Linked DNA regions of Homo sapiens: region 1 is linked to region 2. A link is a loop called in an ENCODE intact Hi-C map of the cell type or tissue named here. Cell type or tissue: pancreas. All regions are shown on one strand. Links, peaks and the distances in the headings refer to the core of each region. The heading gives the core; the rest is flanking DNA.

Region 1 (12,694 bases), core at 2,353-10,352, 260 kb after region 2:
TCATTGTTTGTCATGGAAAACAACTGTGTTGATACCAGTATTCCCCTGGTCTTATAGCTGCTACCCCGGTTGCTAAGTTCCTCTCCAGGAACCAGCTGAACTGCACCAGCAGCCTGGAAGAGGCTTGGCTCACCAGCAGCCACATGCGAGAAACAAGCTGGGTTTTGTGCCAAGTGTGTGTCATCAGTCTGACATGGCTGCCAGAAAGGCTGGCACCCCCCGGCTTCCCTCAGAGGGGCAGGCCCAGATCAGGAGGCAGTAGGCCTGCTCTGCCCTGCTCAGACTCAGCTTGGGTTTAGGGTTCCAAGATGAGAGTCCCACTTCAAGATCCAGATGAAGGAAGGGCTGGAATCAGGGGAGAGGTATTGACGGCTTGCAGAACCACTGGGTGTGTTAGGTGGGATGCTTTTGTTTGTAAGTATCTAAAACCCAAAGCAACATGCTAAGTCGAAAAGGGAATATACTAATTCGTGTAGCCAGGGGCCCCATTCCCGGGGCTCAGCCACATTGTCACTCTTCTACTTTCCGTGTGTGTCAGACTTCTTCTTTCCTGTGGAACAAGGGCTGCCTCCACACGGGCAGGGAAGGTGGCTGCCTGCAAGCCCAGATTCACTTCTTCCCTACTCAGTATTCCATGCAGTGAGGAGTTCCCTAATGGGACACACTGGGTGGAGAAAGGAAGCACAACAGCAGCTGGTACAGCTACAGTGCGGAATGATTGAAGGAGTTAGGGGCGATTCAGGAGAGGCATAGAGACAGCCTGTAAAACTCTGGTATGTCTCCATGTGTTTTCTGTGGCCCTAAGGAGGAATTAAGACACGTGGATGGCAGCTACAAGTAGATAGGTTGCAGCTTAGTAGAAGAAAGACTTTTCTAAAAGGGCCACCTCAGGTGGTGGTGGACTTCCCGTCACTAGGGTACAACTGAGGCTCAATGAAACTGAGTGGGATGAATGGTTGGATTAGGAAAACCCCAAGGCTTATTGGTCCTTAGATTCTATGACATGCTGGACAAAATGTCCCTGAGTCAGGGGTCTCTCTGGACATGGTTGAATAGGCCTGTAGACCATTCTGGGCATGGAAATGGAGATAAGCACAGCCCCTCTGGGACCAGCTGCTTATGAGAGGTCCCCCCTGGTTCCTTGGAGGGGGGTGAGGTAAGGATATAAGCCTCTCTGGAGAGGAGTCTCCCTGCTTGGCATCTGATCTGCTGACCTCTCCCCTCCATGTGCCACGTTGACTTGGTGTCCCCCATGTCCCTGTTCGAGAGGCCAAGGACTTAAGGATCCAGAGCCCATCTTCCCCTGCCCCCCAATCAGCTGATGCTCAGCTTCCAGAATCAGGGGTGCTTGTGGGCCCACGTTGAGAAGCTTTACCTTCCTGAAGTGAGCGTTCCTGCTGGGGTGCCAAGTAATCATACAACGGGACACTCTGCTCTTGGGACCCACTTACATTAGTGTGCTTTTTTGGAAATGTTTACTTTGCTGGCATTTTACTTGATGGTGCCAGGGTGAAAAGGACTCACATTGATTAAGCATCTGTTCCTGCCTTGGCAGTATTTGGGCACTTGATGTTCATTTATCTCATTGAATCCTCTCAGCAACTTGAGCAATATGAATTATTATCCCTTTTTTATAACCAGGAACCCAGGTGTCAGAGAAATAAAGTAACTTCTGCAAAGTTACACTGCTGGGACATGTACGCAGCAACTGACTTCACACCTGCCTTCTTTCGTCCATGCATCACACGCTTTGCCCACTCTAAAGTCGTGTTCGTTGAATTGTATTCTTGGCATTGAAGTTCTGCTCTTCAGAACCCTATACCTTAGCTGAGTCAGAAGGGTGGGGTGTGGGGTTCACTGTTGTTGACACTTTAAGTTGTCTTTATGCTGCGGTGAAGCACAGCCAGGAAGATGAGGGTACCTGCTGTCACTCGTGGAGCCTTTGTAGATAGAAAAGGTTGCAGTCAGCCCCAAAAAGGCTTTTGTCTTCAGTGAGGGATGTGCCGTCAGTGGCTTCGGGGTTACTGGAATCTGGACTCTTCCTGACTGTTTGAACCTGAGATCAGGACTTTTCTGTTCAGGCTGTTTCCAAAATCAGCTTCTGGGACAGTTTTTAAAGTTGTAATTGGGGATGCCGCATACTTCAGAATCACCTGGGAGCTTGATAAAAGCACAGACCTGGAGGGTTCTATTGAATTGGACACTCTGCTGCCCAGAATTCTGCATTTTTGTCAAGCTCTGGGGTGATTCTTGTGCACACTAGGGTTTGAGGTCTATTGTTCTGGAGAAGAAATTATTAACCCTGGCTATGAACGAGAACTGTTGGGGAGTTTTAAAAATGAATATAAATGTCTGGGTCCTACCCCTTAGAGACTGTGATTTAATTGGTAATATTCAGGTATTACTACTTAATTAAAACAAACAAACTCCTTAGGTGTTTTTAATGCACATCCAGCATTGAGAAACATGGTTTTGAAGTAGCGGCTCTCAAAATGTGATCCTCAGACCGAAAGTGTCAGTATCTGGGAATTCATTAGAAACGCAAAATCTTGGGTCCCACCCCAGATCTGCACCACAAGAACCTCCAGGGATGGGGCCCAGCAAATCTGTGTATTTGCCCTCTGGCTGATTCTGATGCATGCTAAAGTTTGAGAGCCCCTGTTTTAGGGCAGTGCTTCTCAATCCTGGCTGCATATTCGAATCACTCAGGAGAGTGTTTAAGAATCCCAATGCCCAGGCCCCATCCCAGACCAATTATATCAGAATCACTTGGGGTGGAACTCAGGCATCGGTACTTTTTAAAGCTCCCCCAGTGATTCCAGTGTTCAGCAAGGGCTGAGATCCACTGTCCTAGGTAATGAGGACAATGTTGCCAAAAAGGAGCTATAAGCATTTGGGACCATGGGTAAGACATAATCATGTAGATGCACCACAGTTCTGGTGGAACTTAAGGTTGAGTGGGGGTGAGATGAATGCATGGCACGACTCTAAACTAGTATCTTACAGAATGTGATGAGGGAGGACAAAAGAAGAAGCAAGTTCCCTTCTATCATGTTCCTCCTTGCCTTCTGCCGCAGAACCAGGAAGGAAATGAACACTGAAATTGCACTCCCACAAAAACCAGCCTGTGCAAAAGTCCCTTCAGACAGCATATAACATTTTATAAAAAGGAGAGAGCTGCAGTCTGGGAAGGTCCCATGGCCCATGGGAGGAGCATCCACGGTCCCATGGAAGTAGCATCACCAAGATTCAGGCCTGGTTGTTTGAATTGCATAGCACACAGCCTCCTTAAAGTTTTCCCTTTGCCAGTTCCCCAAATTCTGGCTGCTTCAAGTGTCATTTGATGTCTCACCTGTTACGTTTTGTTGTATCTGCCTTTTTGTTTGGAACAGATTAAAAATAATGAACCTTTGATCAACGTGCTTTACAAAGTGCTGAAGAAGTCAGCACGGGGCTGTCGGCCCAGGAGAAGCGTAAGATGATCTGATCCGTGTCTCCAAGCGGGGTCATTCCATTGCTTCTGGCTCGGTGCCGACTTCATCACTTGCTTAACCAGTTGCTCTCCTGACCGCCCCAGGCTTCCCGCAAGTCATTTTGGTTTATTTTCTTTCAACTGAAGCTCTCTTCAGCATTTTGGCTGATGCACCAGGCTGAGCCTCTCATCTGCAGTTTTCTGTGACTCCATGTTTTGTGCTGCCAAGGGTGGGGGAGCTTGCCTGGCTTGCCACCAGCTTGTGTTGTGTTTCCATCATCACGTGTCTGCCTCCATGGCGAGGGCTCACCCAGACAGAGTTGAGCATGAGTTTCTTGGGAGGGAACAGCAGTTATTGGTCATCTTCCAAGAGCCAGGGTATCCTCAGATGCCACGGTGGCCCTGAGATTAAGGTGGCACTTTTTGGGGGCAGGCAGTTGGTATTTGGATAACAGCCTGGAGCTGGACTAGAATAAAATGCCACCCCCTGCCCATACCCTCTTTGATTGATGCAGAAGTAGGGACTGCAATGTGGCCAGCTCTCACAGCATTCCAGGGGAGGATGCAGATCGAGAAGCAGGTGTTGTGTCCAACCATCGTGAGCCCTGAGAAAGTGGGTTGGGATGTGGTGGAGGGGAGGGAAGATGCCTGGGTGGCCTTTGATTCCCCTCTGATGGAGAGACTCTTTCAAATGGATGAGCACCCACAGACTTTTACTTTTTCTGATGACAGAGATGCTGGGGGGACCCAGAGTTGATGTTTTAAGTGTATTTGAACATGGCTATAACAAACACACTTTTAAAAGGAAAATTAGATGTAATACGCTACACGTGGATATAATATTTCTTAGCAGCCTCGGCTGTCTGGAGCAGAGCTACATTCAGAAGCTTAACGGTCCTCTGAGCTGTAGAAACAGCTCTCATCAAGCCCATGCTCTAAAGCCTGTGACCTTTCGTCCATAGGAGACAGAGTCAGCTCACATTACTTTGATACATTCATGAACTCACTGAGCAAACATTGCCCGAATTTCTTCAATATGCTAGGCCCTGGCTGGGCTTTGAGGATACAGAGGAAAGGCATCCATCTCCACAGTCACCCCTAATTAGGTTACTCTCTAGTGAGGAGAGACAAATGAGCAAACGGAACATTGTACTCTAATGTGCTGGGTGCTGTAGTAGCAGCAGATGCAACGTGTGGAAAGAGCACCCTGAAGGGCATCACCCCCAGTTAAAGGGAGAGAAGAGATGTAAGTACCTCGTGTCAGTCGAGCTTATAGTCCTTTGAATTCCTAACCTACAACACCTAGTAAGCAGCAGTTTTTTTTGTTTTTGTTTTTGTTTTTTTTTTTTTTTTTTGACATGGAGTCTCGCTCTGTCACCCAGGCTGGAGTGCAGTGGCGCAATCTCAACTCACTGCAACCTCTGCCTCCCAGGTTCAAGAGATTCTCCTGCCTCAACCTCCCGAGTAGCTGGGACTACAGGTGCGCGGCACTGTGCCTGGCTAATTTTTGTATTTTTAGTAGAGATGGGGTTTCACCATGTTGGCCAGACTGATCTTGAACTCCTGACCTCATAATTCACCCGCCTTGGCCTCCCAAAGTGCTGGGATTACAGGTGTGAGCCACCGTGCCTGGCAAGATAAGCAGCACTTTAAAAAGGGACAAGAGAAATCTACTTCTTAGAAAAAGAGGTAGTACTAATATCCTGAGAGAGAGAAAAAAAAGGTTGAATGTATATTCAGTATTCCATGAAGGCAGCAAAGGGCATACTTTTAGAAAGCTTTCCATCAAAAAGTATAATTTAGAGGATTCAGCTTCTTCTCAAAATGTCCTTTTTATATAAAATATCTCATTCTTTTCCTGATGGTGCTGGATAAATGAGGCATTGCTCAATTAGATTTTCTGGCTTGTTATTTAAGTATCAAAAAGACATCCTCTGTAAAAAGCTTCAGTGAAATAAGGGGAAGAGTTTTGCTGGGGGAAAGAATCCCCAGAGTGTATCTCCATTTGAAAATGATTTCTACCTAGAAAATGAGCCCCAAAGGTCAGCCGGTTTGGAGAATAGACAACCTCCTTGTTCTTGGCTTTGATGAAAGGACGATGGCATAGAGCGAAGACTTCACTGCTTTCACCTGCTTTTTCTCCTGGGTTCCCCTGAGTTTAAAACCCACATTCTGCCTGAGAAGTTCAGCTGTTTGTGATTCACCAGGATTAACTTCATGCCCACCTCCCCACACCTCCCTGCACCGCCCCCCCCGCATTGCAGGAGACAGCACAGTCTGTTTGTTTGTGGATTGTTGCAGTCTTGTGTTCTGCAACTGTGTGTATACGTGTATGTACACATAATCTGACAGTCTGAAGAGCAGAATTTGGCTGGAGTTCTATTTTTTCCGGGAACTCAACAACACTGACCTACATGTGTTTCCCTTTGACCTACATGCAATGCAATTCAATAAGCATTTGCTGAGTTTGTGCCAGGTCTTCTGTTCAGGGCTGACTTTACCAAGATAAAACAATGGTTCCGTCCTCTTCTGTGTGACCAAAGGGATCGTGGGAATGGGTGGGGCATGTGTGTAGCCCAGAATCAGTCCTCACTCCAAGGCAGGGAGAGGTCCTCTCCCTTGACCTTTGGATTTGCTCATGACAGTTTGCAGGGAGAGGTAGCATAGGACAGTTGGGCACATGAAGGGCTTGAGCACTGAGTGGAATGTTTGCCAATTTATTTCCACCCCCAATCCACACTGACAAACTTCCTGGACCTTACAGATAGAATGGGGAGAAATCTACACCTCTCTCTCCAGCAGCTATCGGTCCACATTGGGACCTCTCTGCATAGCACACACACACCACCTGTCTCTGCCACTGTTAGCTCCACCCTCCATTTTCCTGGTCAGATCTGCAAAATAGAGCTCAGTGAGGTGGTTTCCCCTACATTAGGCAAAATAGACTTGGTTCTCCCTGGCCTTATCTTGGCCATGGGAGGGTGCATCTGTGAAAGTCACTCCCCTCAGCCCCTGCATGACTTTTGGCAAGAAAGAAATTGGGGGAAATGGAAAAATGGGATAAGTAAGATTTAGATTCTCAGGAGTCAGTGAGAGACAGGCAGCATATTGCCTACTTTGAGTCAAGTGAGGGATGGGAAATGTAAAATCCCATTGGCCCGCAAGTTTGGGTGACTTTTGTATATTGCTTTATGGTTTCCTTTCTTGTAACTTACACAAGTACAGCCTAGCCTCAGTTATTCAGGGAACAATTAAAAACCCTTGCTGGGAACTAGCCAGGTTCCTTTTTACCTTGGCCAGGTCTTCTTCCCAAATGGTAAAGGGTAAGGAAGGCTGGCCTTACCCACGGGGAAGTGGGCTGCTCAGAGACTTCATTAAACTAAGGCTTGACAATGGTCAAGGGATTTGTTTGTTCCTCTGGGTCTGCCCATCTCACCACCCTGGGCAGGGGGTGATGGGCTTCGTAACTTGTGTTTGTTCCCACGTTCAGTAGTACACCTCTGTCTTATCGGTGGCAAATCTTCCAAGATTCATGCTGATTTTTCACATTCATTTTAGGCAAATATATACTTTTAAAATTGATGATCCTTTAACTTGAACATCTACATTTTCTTTAACTCAAAGGACTTACCAGCATTACTAGAATCATCAAAAGGTTTTGGTTTTTTCCTAAAATGAAATAGGCATAGAAATAGCGAAGTATGGCCCAAGTTTTTGTCCCTCTCATACTATGACCCTACCTGCCACTGCCAAGGACTTCCACACCATCCATTATAGGATGAATTTTCTTTCCTGAGTTCTGATCTCAAACACCATGGTTAAATCTCTTTTAAATTGTTCGCCTCCCAGATGACAGGCCGGGACCTTCTCAAGGATCGAAGTCTGAAGCCTGTGAAGATCGCTGAGAGCGACACTGACGTGAGTGAGCAGAGTGACACGCTGACCCCTCAGCTGCCTCCTGACCCAGACCCCGGGTGAACAGCTTCAGGCAGGGCTTGGATGGTTCTGTAGCCAAAGGCTGTCTGATTGCAATCCCAAGGTCATGTCCTTTTCTCATCACCCCAGGCCCTCTCCACCTGTTCTTGCTTTTAGGTCAAACTGAGCATCTTCTGTGAACAAGACAGGGTCCTCCAGGACTTGGAAGACAAGATACGAGCCCTTAAAGAGAACAAAGTACGTGTCAGTTTTGAATAATCTTGGAATGGGCAGAGGGACATTTTGTCCTGTCTTTCTTGAGACATAGGCTGGACCCTCATGTTAGTATTGAAGAGCAGATGTTAGCTTATTTAAAAAAAAATGCACCAGGTGCGGTGGCTCATGCCTGTAATCTCAGCACTTTGGAAGGCCAAGGCAGGTGGATCATGAGGTCAGGAGTTCGAGACCAGCCTGACCAACATGGTGAAACCCTGTCTCCACTAAAAATACAAAAATTAGCTGGGCATGGTGGTGGGCACCTGTAATCCCAGCTACTCAGGAGGCTGAGGCAGAAGAATTGCTTGAACCCGGGAGGCAGAGGTTGCAGTGAGCCGAGATCACGCCACTGTATTCCAGCCTAGGCAACAGAGGAAGACTTCGTCTCAGGAGGAAAAAAAAAAAAGCCTTTGTGTTTAAATGGTGTTTCTTAGGGGTTTCTATCTTATAGAGACCCTCCTGCCCCCATTCTGCTTTGGCTTACCTCTCCGTGGAGGCCCTGTGAGGTGAGCCTGGGAGAGGAGCTCCACTGGCTTATATGTGATGACCCCAGGTCCCTGAACCCCAGGGAAGCAGGGTTCCTTTGGAGGAAGTGGCTGTAGTCATTACAGGGCAGAGGCCTTTGCTTCCTAAAGCTCCTTGTCTCCTAGGATCTGGGCTATGGAGGCAGCAAGTCTGGATGGGAGTGCCGGAATGGGCCAGGGGCCACCAACATTTGGCCTTTTCTATTCTTAAAGTATTTTTTTCCTTTTGCATTTTAAATTCGTGATGCTGGAGGTTGACAATATACTCTTTTCCCTAGGAGGCTAAAGAGGTTTTTGTTTTTTGTTTTTTTAATTCTTTGATTTATCCTCTTAGCTTAGTTTATTCTCTTAGTTTATCCCATAAGGAGTTAGACAGCTGTATCCCTAGTTTATAGATGACAAAATTGAGGCACAGAGCTGTTAGGTACTTTCCCCAGCCTACTCCCTAGACAGAGTCAGAGCTGGCATCAGAGCCCCGACTGTGGGCCCACATCTCAGCGCTGATCCCTTCGGCCTTGGTTAGGTCCAGTAGCTTTGGTTCCTGGTGTGGTATGGGGAGGCCTCTGGGGACTGTCCTCCTATCCTGCTGTTTTTTGGCCCTTCGTGGTGCAGGACCAGCTAGAATCTGTGCTGGAGGTGTTGCACAGACAGATGGAGCAGTACCGAGACCAGCCCCAGCACTTGGAGAAGATTGCCTACCAGCAGAAGTTGCTGCAGGAGGACCTTGTCCATATCCGAGCTGAGCTCTCCAGAGAGTCCACTGTGCGTAGAGGGTGGCAGACCTGTCTCCCTCAGGACGGGCTGAGCAAGGGGCTGCTTTTCTCCCCTCCCAAGATGTAGTTGAGTTGGTGTCCAGAGGCAAGAGTCCTGAAATAGCAGAGCTTCTCCAGTAGCAGAACTGCCACCTGACAGTAGATAACCTTGTCTGGGGGTGACATGTCTGCCTGCACGTGTGCCTTAGGCTGCTTACCACAGCGACTCTTGAAGGCCAGTGACACCCAGTGGGCCAGATTCTTCAGAGCTGCCTGCAAGGCTGTTCCCCTGATCTGTGTGCAGTTAATTCCAAGTTGTCAGAATCTGCTTTTTCACTTTTCAGTCTGTTGTGGTACAGGCCAGGGCTGAGAATCAAAGCATCCTGAGGGTGGAAGAGTGAACAGTGCAGGTGACCAGGGTCAGAGCACAAATGAGAGGATGCCACGCTCTTTCCTGCTCCTCTCTCTCTCCCACCAGGCCTGCCCGGTCTCCTTCCCTCTTCCCCTGGCTGGGTCAGCATGGTCAGGAGTACAGGTGTTCGTGAGGCCTTCCAAGGGGGCAGGGGATAACTAAGAACCGGAAGCATTGTCTTGGCCAACAGGAGATGGAAAATGCTTGGAACGAATACCTGAAGTTGGAGAATGATGTGGAACAGCTGAAGCAGACCCTGCAGGAGCAACACAGAAGAGCCTTTTTTTTCCAGGTGACCTGATACCTGTCCATCTCTTCTGAGCTCTTGTTTTTTGTTTTTTGTTTTTTGTTTTTCCAAGAGACTTCACCTGTGGGGGTTGTGAGCACTGCTCAGAGTCCTTCTCCCCCTCAGCCCCAGATGCTCCACCCCTGTAAAGGAGCCACCCCAAGCTCTCCCTTGAGGATCCCTTCCCCAAGCCAGGCTGTGATGAGAAGCTTCACCCCATTCCCCTTGCCTTGCTGCTCTCAAAGACAAGCTCTTGGGTGTTTTAGAAAGGGCTTTACTTCTGATCATTTGGTGTCATCAGTAATCACAGAGTGATCCATGTTCCTGTAGTTCTTGGCCCCATCTTAGGCTGCTAGCTCATCACTTAGACAGCAGCAGGAAGTGCCCACCCCTTCCCTCCTCTGATTCCTGGAGATAGATGTTATCACACCTCTACCAGAGGGAGACAGTGTGAATTCTGTCCTTTGAGGCACTCTGGTCTCCAGGCAGTCATCTGCATTTCTGGAGGCCAGGCTGGGTGATGCCCATCTCTGTGACCCCTATACCACTCAGGAAAGTTGGCCTTAGAGCCCTGCCACTTCACCCTTAAAAAATCAGGCCACCCTATTGATAGCTGCCTCTGTCCCCCAGAAGTGAGACAGTGAAAGGCCCTGTGTGGTTTTTCTTCTTCCAAATTGGGTTCCAAATTGCCCAGTGTTCCCCCACTGTGGTGCTTAACCAGGTTTCCACCCCACCCTCACAATTTTTTAAGTGGAAAATAACCTGTTTTTTTCTCCCCTGACTTAAGATCTATATCTTCTCCTTTCAGGGCCCTGACATAATAAGTGTGTTTGAATTCAGCAAGCATTAATTGAGGCTTCTTGTGTATGAGGCACCTTGCTGGGCCACTTTTGGTGCTGGGCTTGCTAACTGATAAGATAGTTCTAACCAAGGCTCTTTGTTTAAGTGATTTAATGAGTATGTTGACTCTCCAGACATTAGCCTCACCCCAGAAAGTTGAAGGAAATTCTGGAGTAGGGTGTAGGTGTGTGGGCCCTGAGGCTTTTCCAAGGGCCCTGCTGTCCCTCTATTCATGCAGAGATGGTTCCCAGAGAGCCCTGCCTAGGACCACGTGGAGGAGACCCTCGCCTGTGGCTCAGGGCTGGTCTACAAGACTCTCCCCAGCACTTGTCTATCTCCTGCTGCTGTTGGGGTCGTTTTCCTCCCATAATTTCTCTTCATCCACACTGGCTAACATTTCACTACTCTTTTTTGTAGCCGCAGCATTTACCGTAATGACTTGAAAATACTAGGTGAATGTTGTTGACAAAGTCCTTCAATTATTTCTGGTTATGAGTTTATAAAACTGCCCAGGTTATACCTATTTTCTTGGACTTCAGTGATCTGAATTTTTTTAGCAGTAATTTTTTTTTGCTTTATTTTTAGCAGTAATTTTTTTAAGCTTTTCATTCTTTGTTCCTGTAATTACACAAATGGTACATGAATACGTGTCTTTGAAAAGACCAAAACAGTAAGAAGCAAAAACAAAAAATGATATAAAAGTTCCTCTTCCCCCTCTCCCTTTCTGCCCCTCCCATCACCCTCCCTATGTGTCATCAGTGCTATCTATTGGTGGCATTGCCTTCTAGACCATTTTCTATGCATTTTCAAAAATATGCACATGCATAGAATCATATGATTTATTCAGGAATGGGAGCAGGTAAAAGGCTTACTTGAAGAGGATCACACTTACACATTATTTGGCAACTCACTTTTTTTGTCATAACCTGATATCGTGGAAATCTTTCCAGGACAGTTAATCCAAAATTTATGCTGCCCAATAAAATATAAATTAATTAAAAGTAACTGAAATTCAAAATGTATTCCTCATTTACACCAGACTCATTCAAGTGCTCCATACCCACATGCAGCTATCGGCTACTGTCTTGGACAGCAGGGATTATAGGTTTCTATCATCTCAGAAAGGTGTATTGGGCAGCGCCAGTCTAAGGAAATTAAACTTGTTTTTCTTGACTGTTACATACTATTTCATAGTCTGGGTGTTTTCTACTTTATTTAGCCATTCCTCTTCTGATAGCATTTAATTATTTTCAGCGTTTTGCTTTTATAAATGGTGGTGTGATAAGGATTTGTGTAACTGCCTTTTCACATTGTTTACAAGTATCTGTGTAAGATAGGCTCCTAGGAGTGGACTTGCTGGGGTTGGAATGAGTATACATCTTAAAAGTTGATGGATATGCCAAACCACCTTCTAAAGGGCTGCACCTGTTTATCTTCCTACCCACAGCAAATGAAAGTACTGGACCTATTTGCTCACATCCTTGTCAGCACTTGTAATTGATCTTTTTAGTTTTACTAGTCTACTAAATGGCATCTTGCTTTAATTTGCTTTTATTTAGTTATTAGCAGGTTAAATATCTATTCGTATGATTATTGGCCATTTGTGTCTTTACTGTGCCTTATGTCATGGTGATTTAACATATAGCAGGCCTAGAATCCTTTTTTTTTTCCCCCTTCCCTCCCAAAAGCAAATAGATACACTGTGACAGGTCTTTGTCACAGACGCCCTGGAGAACTCAGCCCCATGACTTACTCTCAGATAGGCCAGCCTGGAGCCTGCATCTTGATTTCCACCTTGCCTGTGGCACTGCTCACACTTTCCCTAAGTGGCACAGTAACCTGGGAAGCTAACAAAGCCCTGCTTTGAGCAGGCACTGTGCTAGCTTCTTTGGTGTCATTCTAGGCCAGGCAGGCTGTTAGAGCCCTAGAAAAATCATCAGCACTGCAGATGCACTTGCAGCCCCATGTGCAGATTCTCAGTAACAGGGCTTAGAAATTCGCCTCCCTGTAGTCAGGTTTGGCTGCAGGAAAATAGCCTTTTCAGTCAAGGCTAAAACAGTGAGTTCAAGGCTTTGCTGAAAGCAGCACATAGGAGCCTTTCTACCCAGTGTGGTGGGAGGAGGCAGGAATGAAACTCCACCCCCTCATTTCCCCCAAAATTCCCCTCCCCTCATTATGAAGGCCCAAAATTCCATCACCGTTGGAGAAGGATAGGGA
Region 2 (12,694 bases), core at 1,746-9,745:
TAGCATATAAAAGATTTTGTACTGTCCACAGTTTCGGGCAACCCCTGGGGCCTTGGGACATACGCTCTGCGGACATTGGGGAACTACCATATTGTCTCATTTAGTCCTCATGGTCACTCTATGAGGTAGATAGTATTAGCCTCTCCATTATTCAGAAGAAACTGAGGCACAAAAGGTAAAGTAGGCAGACAATTTGACACACTGGTGAGATGGAAAAGTCATAAGGGAGGCTGGGTGGCGCTCCCTCCTGTCATCCCAGCACTTTGGGAGGCCGAGGTGGGCAGATCACTTGAAGTCAGGAGTTCAAGACCAGCCTGGCCAACATGGTGGAACCCTATCTCTACTAAAAATACAAAAATTAGCCAGGCGTGGTGGCGTGTGCCTGTAATCCCAACTCCTCAGAAGGCTGAGGCACAAGACTTGCTTGAACCCGGGAGGTGGAGGTTGCAGTGAGCGGAGATTGTGCCACTGCACTCCAGCCTGAGCAACAGTGTGAGACTCGGTCTTAAAAAAAATAAAGAAAAAGAAAAAAAAAAGTCATCATGGAGGAGCAGAAAGTGAAGCCATGGTCACATGAAATTGCCTAAGGATAGAAGAGTCCAGCTTCTTTCCCATCTTACCTCCATTGCACCCAGCTGGGCCCCTCTCAGGCCTGCCCTCCTGGCAGTAAATGGTGTGCCTGGGTCCACCTCGGGTGTGGTAGACTGTATGACCACAACAGGCCAGATTCAGTGGCTCATGCCTGTAATCCCAGCACCTTGGGAGGCCAAGGCAGGAGGACCTCTTGAGGCTAGGAGTTTGAGATCAGCCTGGGCAACATAGTGAGACTCACATCTCTACAAAAAATAAAAAAGCTAGCTAGATTTTTTTTTTTCCAGAACTTGGAAGGCCAAGGTGAGAGGATTGCTTGAACCCAAGAGTTTGAGGCTGCAGTGAGCTATGATTGGGACAGAGGGACCCTGTCTCTGGAAAAAAAAAAAAAAAAATGACCACAACAAAATCTGTCCCACTTGTCTTCTTGAACCTTACTGCTCTCCAGTCAAGATGTGGTGTCTAATTCCTCTCCCTATCAACATGGCAGGCTGTGGCTGGCTGTAACAATAGAATTCAGCTGAAGTGACACCTGAGGAATTCCGAGACCAGGGCAGAAAATGCCTTGTTGCCTGGGACACTCATGTCTGGGATCCTGAGCTGCTGTGCAGGCCCACCCCGAGGCCTCCATGCTGTGAGGAAGCCTCGGCCATGTGTGGGTGCTCTGGAAAACAGCCATGGTGGAGGTCCCATGTGACAGCCGGCGCTAACCACCAGGCTCCTGAGTGAAGATACCTCCACATGATACCTGCCTCCAGAGCCTTTGAGTCGCCCCAGCCACTCAATCTTCCCAGCTGAGACTACAGACATTCTGGAGTAGAGAAGCCATTCCTGTAGTACCCTATCTGAATTCTTTTTTTTTTCTTTCATAGAGACAGGGGTCTCCCTATGTTGCCCAGGCTGGTCTCAAACTCCCGGGGTCAAGCAGTTATCCTGCCTTGGCCTCGCAAAATGCTGGGATTACAGGCATGAGCCACTGCACCTAGCCCTGAATTCTTGACCTACAGAATCCTTGAGCATAATCAAATGATTGTTTTAAACCACTAGGTTTTTGGGGTAATTTGTTTCATAGCAAAAGTAAGGAGAACATTTTGTTGAGGAGAAAGAGGCTGTGTTTCTATGGTCCTACGGCTGCTGGAGGGACAGGGCAGAAGCTTTCACTTGCCTTTCCCCATTTGCCATGCCTCCCTGCTCTCATCTCATCTCAGCCTGTACTGGAATTACCTGTGGATGTGTCTGTCTGCCCTACCAGACTGGACTGTGAGCCCCTGTTGGGGAGGATGGCAGAAACTGTCTTGGTTGCCTCATATTCCCAGTGCCCAGCACAGAGCCTGGCACATAAGATAATCAGCAGATCCTTGCTGGGTACATGCACAGCGGTTGGTCTGATGTTTATTTCCCAGTTAGAACTGCTGGCAGTGGGGATCCCAAACCTTTTCCAAGGACTTCGTGGGAGCTGGAAGGAAGCTCTTGCTGGCTGCCTCCCACAGAAGCATATGATTGGACTGAAAGCAATTTTTCTGAAAGCATTCTGGTGAATACAACATTTTGATTGAAACAATGATTTGATTGAAAATGAGTATTTCCCAGTTGTTGTTTTTTTAAATATATATAATGTTGGTCATTCTCATGCTTTATCAAGCAATTTTCAATGCTTTAAGTTTTTAAGCATTTTTGTCCTTTTCCTGAACTTTTCAGGGGTTTTCCCTAATTATTTGTAATTTGTTTTTTAGCCCACTTTTACTGTTTTTTCAATATTTGTAATAGTACAAAATTGGAACTGCCTAACTGATTAGTGGGCTGCTTAAATTAAGGTATGAAATGTACCTCAATATATTAACATATATACAATAATTCCAGTTTTGTTAAAAAAAATTATGCACAAACATACAAATATCTAGAAAGATATCCACCAATGCTTCTTGACCAGGAGGCATTCACTGGGATACTCCCAGAAGACTTTTAAAAATAGTGATTTCTTTTCCTTTTGAGACCGAGTCTCACTCTGTTGCCCAGGCTGGAGTGCAGTGGCATTAGCTCACTGCAACCTCTGCCTCCTGGGTTCAAGTGATTCTCGTGCCTTAGCCTCCCGAGTATCTGGGACTACAGGCACCCACCACCACACCCGGCTAATTTTTCTATTTTTAGTAGAGATGGGGTTTCACCATGTTGGCCAGGCTAGTCTCGAACTCCTGACCTCAGGTGATCCTGCTGCCTCAGCCTCCCAAAGTGTTGGGATTACAGGTGTGAGCCACTGCTCCTGGCCTAAAATACTGATTTATTTATTTATTTATTTTTTTGAGACAGAGTCTCGCTCTGTTGCCCAGGCTAGAATGCAGTGGTGCAATCTCGGCTCACTGCAGTCTCCCCATTCTGGGTTCAAGCAATTCTCCTGCCTCAGCCTCCTGAGTAGCTGGGACTACAGGTGAATGCCACCATGCCTGGCTAATTTTTGTGTTTTTAGTAGAGAGGGGGTTTCATCATGTTGGCCAAGCTAGTCTGAAACTCCTGGTCTCAAGTGATCCGCCAGCCTTGGCCTCCCAAAGTGCCGGGATTACAGGTATGAGCCACCGTGCCCATCCTAAAATACTGATTCCTTCATGCCTGTAATCCCAGCACTTTGGGAGGCTGAAGTGGGAGGATCGTTTGAGTTCAGGAGTGTGAGACTAGCTTGGGCAAAATAGTAAGACTCTGTCTCAACAAAAAATAAAAAAATTAGGCCAGGTGCGGTGGCGCATACCTGTAATCCCAGCACTTTGGGAGGCCGAGGTGGGCGGATCACGAGGTAAGGAGTTCAAGACCTGCCTGGCCAATGTGGTGAAACCCCATCTCCACTAAAAATACAAAAAAATTAGCCAGGTATGGTGGCGGGCACTTGTAATCCCAGGTACTTGGGAGGCTGAGGCAGGAGAATTGCTTGAACTCAGGAGGCGGAGGTTGCAGTGAGCTGGGATTGCACCATTGCACTCCAGCCTGGGTGACAGAGCAAGACTCCATCTCAGGGGGAAAAAAAAAAAAATTACTCATGGTGGCACATGCCTATAGTCCCAGCTACTCAGGAGGCTGAGATGGGAGGATTGCTTAAGCCTGGGAGATCAAAGCTGCAGGAAGATCACTACTACACTCTAGCCTGGACCACAGAGCAAGACTCTGTCTCTGAAAAGTAAAAACAGTTTTGGTTTTTTTTTGAGACGGAGTCTTGCTCTGTGGCCCAGGCTGGAATGCAATGGCACAATCTTGGCTCACTGCAACCTCTGCCTCCCGGGTTCAAGCGATTCTTATGCCTCAACCTCCCAATTAGCTGGGATTACAGGCACATGTCGCCATGCCCAGCTAATTTTTGCATTTTTAGTAGAGAGGGGGTTTCACTATGTATGTTGCCCAGGCTGGTCTTGAATTCCTGACCTCAGGTGATCCACCCACCTCGGCCTCTCAAAGTACTGGGATTACAGGCATGAGCCACTGCACCCGGTCACTAAAAAATATTTTTTAAAAATTGATTCCTTTACTCCAGAAAGGGAAGAAGAAGAGATGGATACATAGGTAGGTAGGTAGGTAGGTAGGTAGGTAGGTAGATAGATAGATAGATAGATAGATAGATAGATAGATAGAGATTCCTGAGCTCTGTCTGGGAAAGCAGAAATCTGCTAGGATGGGGAGTGGGTTGGGAGTGGGGAACCAGACATCTGTATTTTTAAAAGGCATCTAGGATTGGGACCCCTGACTTAGAATCACAGAAGAGTAAACCAAGTAGGTACTTAATTCAGTCCTCATTTTGTGTATGGGTGAGTTAGACTCCAAGAAGGGACTTGCTCAGGGTCACACAGTGGGAGGGATGACAAGGACTAGAGTCCAGGCCTCCTGGCTCCTGGCCTAGTTGCCCTTTCCTCTTTGTTCTTGCTCCAGGTGTGAAAAGAAATTGTCTCTAGGTGGGATTATGGGATTTGTTTGAATCATTCTTTTGCATGTTTCTATTTTCTGACGTTTCTGTAAGAGTATCAGTTGCTTTTGGCACAAGATAAAAACAAAGAATAAAAGAAAGGATAAGGCCAGGTGCAGTGGCTTATGCCTGTAATCCCAGGACTTTGGGAGGCCAAGGCAGGTGGATCATTTGAGGTCAGGAGTTCAAGACCAGCCTGGGCACAGGGACATGGTGAGACCCTGTCTCTACTAAATATACAAAAATTAGTCAGGCCTGGTGGCTCATGCCTGTAATCCTAGCTACTTGGGAGGCTGAGGCAGGAGAATCGCTTGAACCCAAGAGGTGAAAGTTGCAGTGAGCTGAGATCACACCACTGCACTCTAGCCTGGACAACAGAGAGAGACTCTGTCTCAAAAAAAAAAAAAAAAAAAAGGAAGAAATAAAAGATAATTCTGTTAAAGCTATTTTACCTGGTGTCTCCTCCCCCACTTCCCTACCCTCCCTCCCTCCCCAACTACCAGCACCCCCGGGCAGTGGCACTACTTACTGTCCCATACCGCATTGCCTCTACAAAGACTGTGGCCTTTAGGGACAGTCTGGCTCAGAGTTAGGGACACACAGATCATACGTCTGAGCCAGGTCCAGGGAAGTCAGTGTACTCTGGGTACACAGATCCCCTGGGCCTGGCCCACCCAAGACTGCGTAGATGCCAGGTGGAGAGAGGCAGGCCCTAGAGTAGAGGTCCCCAGGGCACTGGCCCTTGAGCCACCAGGAAGCCCCACCAGAGGGCAGCAGAAGCCTGGTCCAGAGCTCCCATCAAGCCTCCCATGGGGATGTCACTGGGGTTCAGGGAAAGCTTCAGGGAGAATTTAGGTACTGTTCTGAAGGAGGGGAGTTGGAAAGGGTACTTTAGGTTTGTGTGAGGGCATGGCCTGTACAAAGCTAAGGAGGCAGGAATTCATGAATCAAAATGTGCCAAGGTGGGGACAAGAGAGCACTAGAATGTAAGCTCCTTGCAGGCAAGAACTGTGTCTGTTGTGTGTATGCAGCTATACTGTTAGAACAGTGCCTAGCACATGATATGTATTCCATTGATATTTATTAATCAAAGACATGAATGGGAATACTGCTGGTGGGGAGGAAATGAGGAAGAGAAAGGGCAGCAAATGTTTGGGTAGAGGACAAAAAAGAAAATAACTTTTACTTACTGAGCACCTACTCTTTGTTGGGCAATGTGCTAAATGTTTCTAAACTAAGAAAGTAGTACATGCTTAAGGTGAAAAAAATATTAAAGTTTTTTAAAATATAAAACAGGTCTTACCCGTACACCAGAACTTCTAGCCTCCTTTTCAGAAGCTAACAATGTTTTTTTGCATATTTTTCTAGAAATGTTATACACATGTTGGCCGGGCACAGTGGCTCACACGTATAATCCCAGCACTTTGGGAGGCCGAGGCAGGCAGATCACGAGGTCAGGAGTTTAAGACCAGCCTGGCCAACATAGTGAAACCCCATATCTACTAAAAATATAAAAAATTAGCCGGGCTTGGTGGCGGGCACCTGTAATCCCAGCTACTCGGGAGGCTGAGGCAGGAGAATTGCTTGAACCCAGGAGCCGGAGGTTGCAGTGAGCCGAGATTGCACCATTGCACTCCAGCCCGGGTGACAGTGCGAGACTCCATCTCACACACAAAAAAAGAAAGAAATGTTATACACATGTACCTCGGGTCACCTGCTCCCTTCCATGTCTCTCAGAACTTCCAGACACATATTCTCTTAGAGCAGCATTTTTCAAAGTGTAGTCTGGAACTTCCTTCAACGGAATCACCTGGTGGGAATATAACTTATTAAACATGCAGAATCTCTTAGCTGGGCATGGTGGTGCACACCTGTAGTCCCAGCTACTCGGGAGGTTGAGGCAGGAGGATAGTTTGAGCCTGGGAGATGGAGGCTGCAGTGGGCCGTGATCGTGTCACTGCACTCCAGCTTTAGCGACAGAGTGAGACCCTGTCTCAAAAACAAACAAACAAACAAACAAACAAGAAAAACAGAATCTCAGGCCTCATACAGAACCACACAATCAAGGGAAGGGAATCTGTATTTTAACAAACTGTAGGGAATTCTGATGCCCATTAAAGTTTGAGAAGCACTGCCTGGACTCACACAATCACTCACTGAGGAGAGGGTTCAGATAGGGATTGCATTGAATCTGTAGATTGCTTTGGGTAGTATGGACATTTTAATAATACTGATTCTTCCAATCCATGAACGTGGAATATTTTTCCATTTTTTTGGTGTCCTTTTTAGTTTCTTTCATCAGTGTTTTATGATATTCATTATAGAGATCTTTAACTTCTTTGGTTAATTCCTAGGTATTTAATTTTATTTGTGGCTATTGTAAATGGCATTACATTTTAATTTCTTTTTCCGATTGTTCATTGTTGGCATGTAGAAATGCTACTAATTTTTGTATGTCGATTTTATATCTTGCAAATTTATTGAATTTTTATCACTTCTAATAGGTTTTTTGTGGAGTCTTTAGGTTTTTTTGAAATATAAGATTATATCATCTATAAATAAGGATAATTTGACTTCTTCCATTTCAATTTGGATGCCCATTATTTCTTTCTCTTGTCTGACTGCTCTAGCTAGGACTTCCAGTACTATGTTGAGTAACAGTGATGAAAGTGGGCATCCTCATTGTGTTCTTAGAGGAAAGGCTTTCAGTATGATATTAGCTGTCTGTCACATAGGGCTTTTATTATATTAAGGTATATTCCTTCTATTCCAGTTTTTTTGAGGGTTTTTATCTTGAAGGGATGTTAAATTTTATCAAATGCTGTTTCAGCATCAATTGAAGTGATCATACTGTTTTTATTCTTCATTCTGTTGATATGATATATCACATTAATTGATTTGCATATGTTGAACCATCCTTGCATCCCAGGGACAAATCCCACTTGGTCATGATGAATGATCTTTCTAATATATTGCTGAATTTGCTTGTGTTTTTTGAGGATCTTTGCATTAATATTCATAAGAGGTACTAGCTTGTAGTTTTATTTTTTTGATGTGTCTTTGTCTTGTTTTGGTATCAGGGTCATACTAGCCTCATAGAATGAGATTGGAAGTATTCCCCCCTCTTACTATTTTTTGGAATACTTTGAGTAGAATTGGTATTAGTTTTTCTTTAAATGCTTGGTAAAATTCAGCAGGGTAGGGATCAGGTTCTGGGCTTTTCTTTGCTGGGAGACTTTTTATTACAGCTTTCAACTTGTTATCTGTTACTGATCTGTCAGATTTTGGATTTCTTCCTGGTTCAATCTTGGTGGGTTGTATCTGTCTAGGAATTTGTCCATTTATTCTAGATTTTCCAATTTATTGGCATATACTTGCTCGTAGTAGCCACTAATGATCCTTTGAATTTCTTCAGTATCAGTTATAATGTCTCCTTTTTCATTTCTGATTTTATTTATCTGAGTCTCTCTTTTTTATTTTTTATTTTTTTGAGACAGACTCTCACCCTGTTGCCCAGGCTGGAGTGCAGTGGCGTGATCTTGGCTCACTGCAACCTCTACCTTCCAGGTTCAAGCAATTCTTGTGCCTCAGCCACTTGAGTGGCTGGGACTACATGCGTGTGCCACCACACCTAGCTAATTTTCGCACTTTTAGTAGAGATGGGTTTTTACCATGTTGGCCAGGTTGGTCTTGAACTCCTGACCTCAAATGATCCACCCACCTCAGTCCCCCAAAGTGCTGGGATTATAGGCATGAGCCACCATGCCTGCCCCTTCTCTCTTTTTTTTCTTAGTCTGGCTAAAGTGTTGTCAATTTTGTTTAACTTTTCAAACAACCAACTTTTTGTTTCATTGATCTTTTGTATTGTTTTCTTTATTTCAATTTCATTTATTTCTGCTCTGATCTTCATTATTTCTTTTCTTCTACTAATTTTGCATTTGGTTTGCTCTTGCTTTTCTAGTTCTTTAAGATGCATTAGGTGTTTTTTTTTTTTTTTTTTTTTTTAACGTAGGCACTTATAGCTGTAAACTTCCCTCTTAGTATTGTTTCGGTATCTTGTGTTTCCATTATCATTTGTTTCAAGGAAATTTTAAGTTTCCTTCTTAATTTCTTCTTTGACCTACTGGCACATTCAAGAGAATGTTGTTTCTTTTTTTTTTTTTTTTTTTTTTCAGTGCTCCAAGACATCTGAAACATTGTTTAATTTCTGTGTATTTGTATAGTGTCCAAAACTATTCTTGCTATTAATTTCTATTTTTATTCCATTGTGGTCAGAGAATATGCTTGATATTATTTCAATTTTTTTTTTTTTTTTTTTTTTTTGAGACAGGGTGTTGCTCTGTCACCCAGGCTGGAGTGCAGTGGCAAAATCTCGGCTCACTGCAAGCTCTGCCTCCTGGGTTCAAGCTATTATCCTACCTCAGCCTCCCAAGCAGCTGGGATTACAGATCCACACCACCACACCTGGCTAATTTTTGTATTTTTGTAGAGATGGGGTTTCACCATGTTGGCCAGGCTGGTCTCGAACGCCTGACCTCAAGTAATCCGCCCACCTCAGCTTCCCAAAGTGCTGGGATTATACGTGTGAGCCACTGTGCCCAGCCAATTTTTTTTTCAATGTTTTAAGACTTGTTTTGTGACCTAACATATGGCCTATCCTTGAGAATGATCCATGTGCTGAGGAAAAGAATGTGTATCCTGCAGTCATTGGGCAAAATGTTTTGTAAATATCTGTTAGATCCATTAGGTGTATAGTGCAGATTAAGTCTGATGTTTCTTTCTTGATTTTCTGTCTGGAAGATCTGTCCAAATCTGAAAGAGGGGTGTTGAAATCTCCAACTATTATTGTATTGGAGCCTATCTCTCTCTTCAGCTCTAATAATGTCTGCTTTGCATATCTGGGTGTTCCAGTATTATGTGCATATATATTTTAAATTGTTGTATCCTCTTGCTGAATTGACCTCTTTATCATTACATAGAGTCCTTCTTTGTCTTTTGTTTCGTTTGGTTTTTTTTGGGATGGAGTTTGGCTGTTTCACTCAGACTGGAGTGCAGTGGCATGATCTCGGCTGACTGCAACCTCTGCCCCCCGGGTTCCAGTGATTCTCCTGCCTCAGCCTCCCAAGTAGCTGGGATTATAGGCACGCACCACCACACCTGGCTAATTTTGATATTTTTAATAGAGTTGGGGTTTCACCATGTTGGCCAGGCTGGTATCGAACTCCTGACCTCAGGTGATCCACCCACCTCGGCCTCCCAAAGTGCTAGGATTACAGGCGTGAGCCACTGCGCCTGGGCCTCTTTGTCTTATAGTTTTTGTCTTCAAATCTATTTTGTATGATACAAGTATAGCTACTCCTGCTCTTTTTTGGTTTCCACTGACATGAAATATATCTTTTCATCCCATTATTTTAAGTCTATGTGTGTCTTTACAGGGGAAGTGGTTCGTAATATCTAGGCGGGGAGAGTAGGGTGATATTACTCGCCATATTGTGGGGGGTGTCCACCCCCCTGTGATATGGTTCGTAATATCCATTGTGGGAGATGGGGGTGATATTACTCGTTAATATTCTAGGGGGATGATACTTCTAAAGTCGCAAAGGGTGCACACCCTGTGATATCATTGGTAATATTCTAGGGGGATGTTACTCCTAATGTAACAGGTGTCTACACCCTGATATAATTATTCACAACATACTAGCGGTATACTACTACTAATGTCACAATGTGTGTACACCTTTTGATATTATTTGTAATATACTGGGGGGATGTTACTGCCAATGTCACAGGGGTGTACATGCTGTGATATTATTTGTAATATTCTAAGTGGGTACTTTTAAAATCATAGGAGGTGTACACCCTGTGATGTTATTTGTAATATCCTAGGAAGATGTAACTCTTAATGTCACATGGGGTGTACACCCTGTGATATTATTTGGAATATCCTATGGGGATGCTACTCCCAATGTCACAGGGGATGTAACACCCTGTGATATTCGGAATATCCTAAAGGGATGTTACATTTAATGTCACAGATGGGGTACACCCTTTGATATTATTCGTAATATCCTAGGGAGATATTACTTGAAAAATCACAGTGGGTGTACACACAGGGCATATACCCTGTGATATTATTCACAATATCCTAGGGAGGTGTAACTTTTATTATTACAGTAGGTGTACACTATGGGTGTACACCCTGTGATATTATTTGTAATATTTTTGGAAAAATGACTCAATATCACAGTGGGTGTACACACTGTGATATTATTCATCATATCCTAGAAGTAGATTACTCCTATTGTCACAGCGGGTTAACACCCTGTGACATTATTTGTAATAAACCAGGGGGATAATTCTCTTAAAGTCACAGGGTGTGTACACCCTGTGATATTATTCATAATATTCTAGAGGGATGTTACTCCTACTGTCACAAATATGTACACCCTGTGATATTATTCACAGTGTACTAGCTGGATATTATTACTCATGTCACAATGCATGTACACCTTGTGATATTATTTGTAATATCCTAAGGGGAAGTTACTCCTATTGTCACAGGGGGTGTACTTTCTGTGCTATGATTCGTAGTATCCCAGGGGGATGTCACTCCTACCATACAAAGTGCGTACACCTTGGTATATTATTCGTAATATCCTAGAATGATGTTACTCCTCATGTCACGGGGGTGTATATCCTGTGATATGATTCTTCACATTCTAGGAAGATGTTATTCCTAATATCACAGAAGGTGGACAACCTGTGAAGTTATTCATAATAGTTTTGGGGGATGTTACTCCTAACGTCACACATGGTGTACAAACAGTGATATTATTTGTAATGTTGTAATGTTTTTTGGAAATGTTACTCCTGATATCACAGGGGCTGTACACCCTGTCATATTATTCGTAATATCATGAAAAAATGTTACCACTAATGTCACAGGCTGTGTACACCGTGTGGTATTATTCCCCATATTGTAGGGTGATGTTACCCCTAATGTCACAGAAGGTGTTCACACTCTGATGATATTCATAATATCCTAAAGGGATGTTACTGATGTCACAATGCATGTACACAATCTGATATTATTTGTTATATCCTCGGGGGGTGTTACTTCGAATGTCACAGGGGGTGTACTCCCTGTGATATTATTCCTAATATCCTAGGTGGATGTTACTTCGAATGTCACAGGGGGTGTACACTTTGCGATATTATTCATAATAATTTAGAAAGATGTTACTCCTAATGTCACAGAGGTGTACACCCTGTGAAGTTATTCAAAATAGTATTGGGGGCTGTTACTCCTAATGTCACACGTGGTGTACAAACAGTGATATTATTCGTAATATTTTTTTGGAAATGTTACTCCTAATATCACAGGGGATCTACACCTGGTAATATTATTCGTAATATCCTAAAGAAATGTTACCTCTAATGTCACAGGGGGTGTACACCATGTGATATTGTTCCCAATATTGTAGGGGGATGTTACTCCTAATGTTCCAGGGGGTGTTCACACTGTGATAATATTCGTAATATCCTAAATGGATGCTACTGCTAATGTCACAATTCACGTACACCCTCTGTATTTGTTCGTTATATCCTCAGGGGATGTTACTCCTACTGTCACACAGGGTGTACTCCCTGTGATATTATTCATAATATCCTAGGTGAATGTTCCTCCTAATGTCACAGGGGATGTGCATTTTGTGATATTATTCACAATATCCTAGAAAGATGTTACTACTCATGTCACAGGGGATGTACACCCTGTTATATTATTCATAATATCCTAGGGGACGTTACTCCAAATGTCACAGAAGGTGTACCCTCTGTGATATTACTCGTAATATTTCAGGGAAATGTATTCCTAATGTAACAGGGCATGTACATCGTGTGTGCACACCCCCTGAGATGTTATTTGTAATATTCTCCAGGGATGTTAATCCTAATATTACATATGCTGTTCACCATGTGTGAACACCTTTGTGCTATTATTCCTAATATACTAGAAGGATGTTACTCCTAACATTACATGGGGTATATGCCATGTGTGTACACATTCTGTGATATTATTCATAATATCTTAGACAGATGCTACTCCTAATTTTACAAGGTGTGTACACCATGTGTGTACACCCCCTCTGATATTATTCGTAA

What was found. Peaks named below come from ENCODE experiments on the same cell type or tissue, not always from the same donor. Only the 100,000 strongest peaks of a DNase experiment are listed, where the experiment ranks them.
Region 1: it touches region 2 in a loop (2.7-fold over the local background); 14 of 110 quality-filtered maps call a loop at or near these places.

What each region holds. Positions count from the first base shown.
Region 1 is chr11:16,797,923-16,810,616 of GRCh38, reverse strand. PLEKHA7 (pleckstrin homology domain containing A7) reads left to right here. Exons shown (of 27, transcript NM_001329630.2): 14 at 7,322-7,390; 15 at 7,565-7,645; 16 at 8,800-8,949; 17 at 9,542-9,643. Among named protein-coding and RNA genes, the nearest start is that of C11orf58, 66 kb to the right of the region's middle. RefSeq lists an enhancer at 7,268-8,467. In pancreas, for the core only: no CTCF peak of the experiment used is centred there; no DNase peak of the experiment used is centred there; H3K27ac peaks cover 759 bases.
Region 2 is chr11:17,056,201-17,068,894 of GRCh38, reverse strand. No RefSeq gene overlaps it. Among named protein-coding and RNA genes, the nearest start is that of SNORD14A, 12 kb to the left of the region's middle. In pancreas, for the core only: a CTCF peak has its summit at 5,283 (motif pointing right); a DNase peak (open chromatin) is centred at 5,274.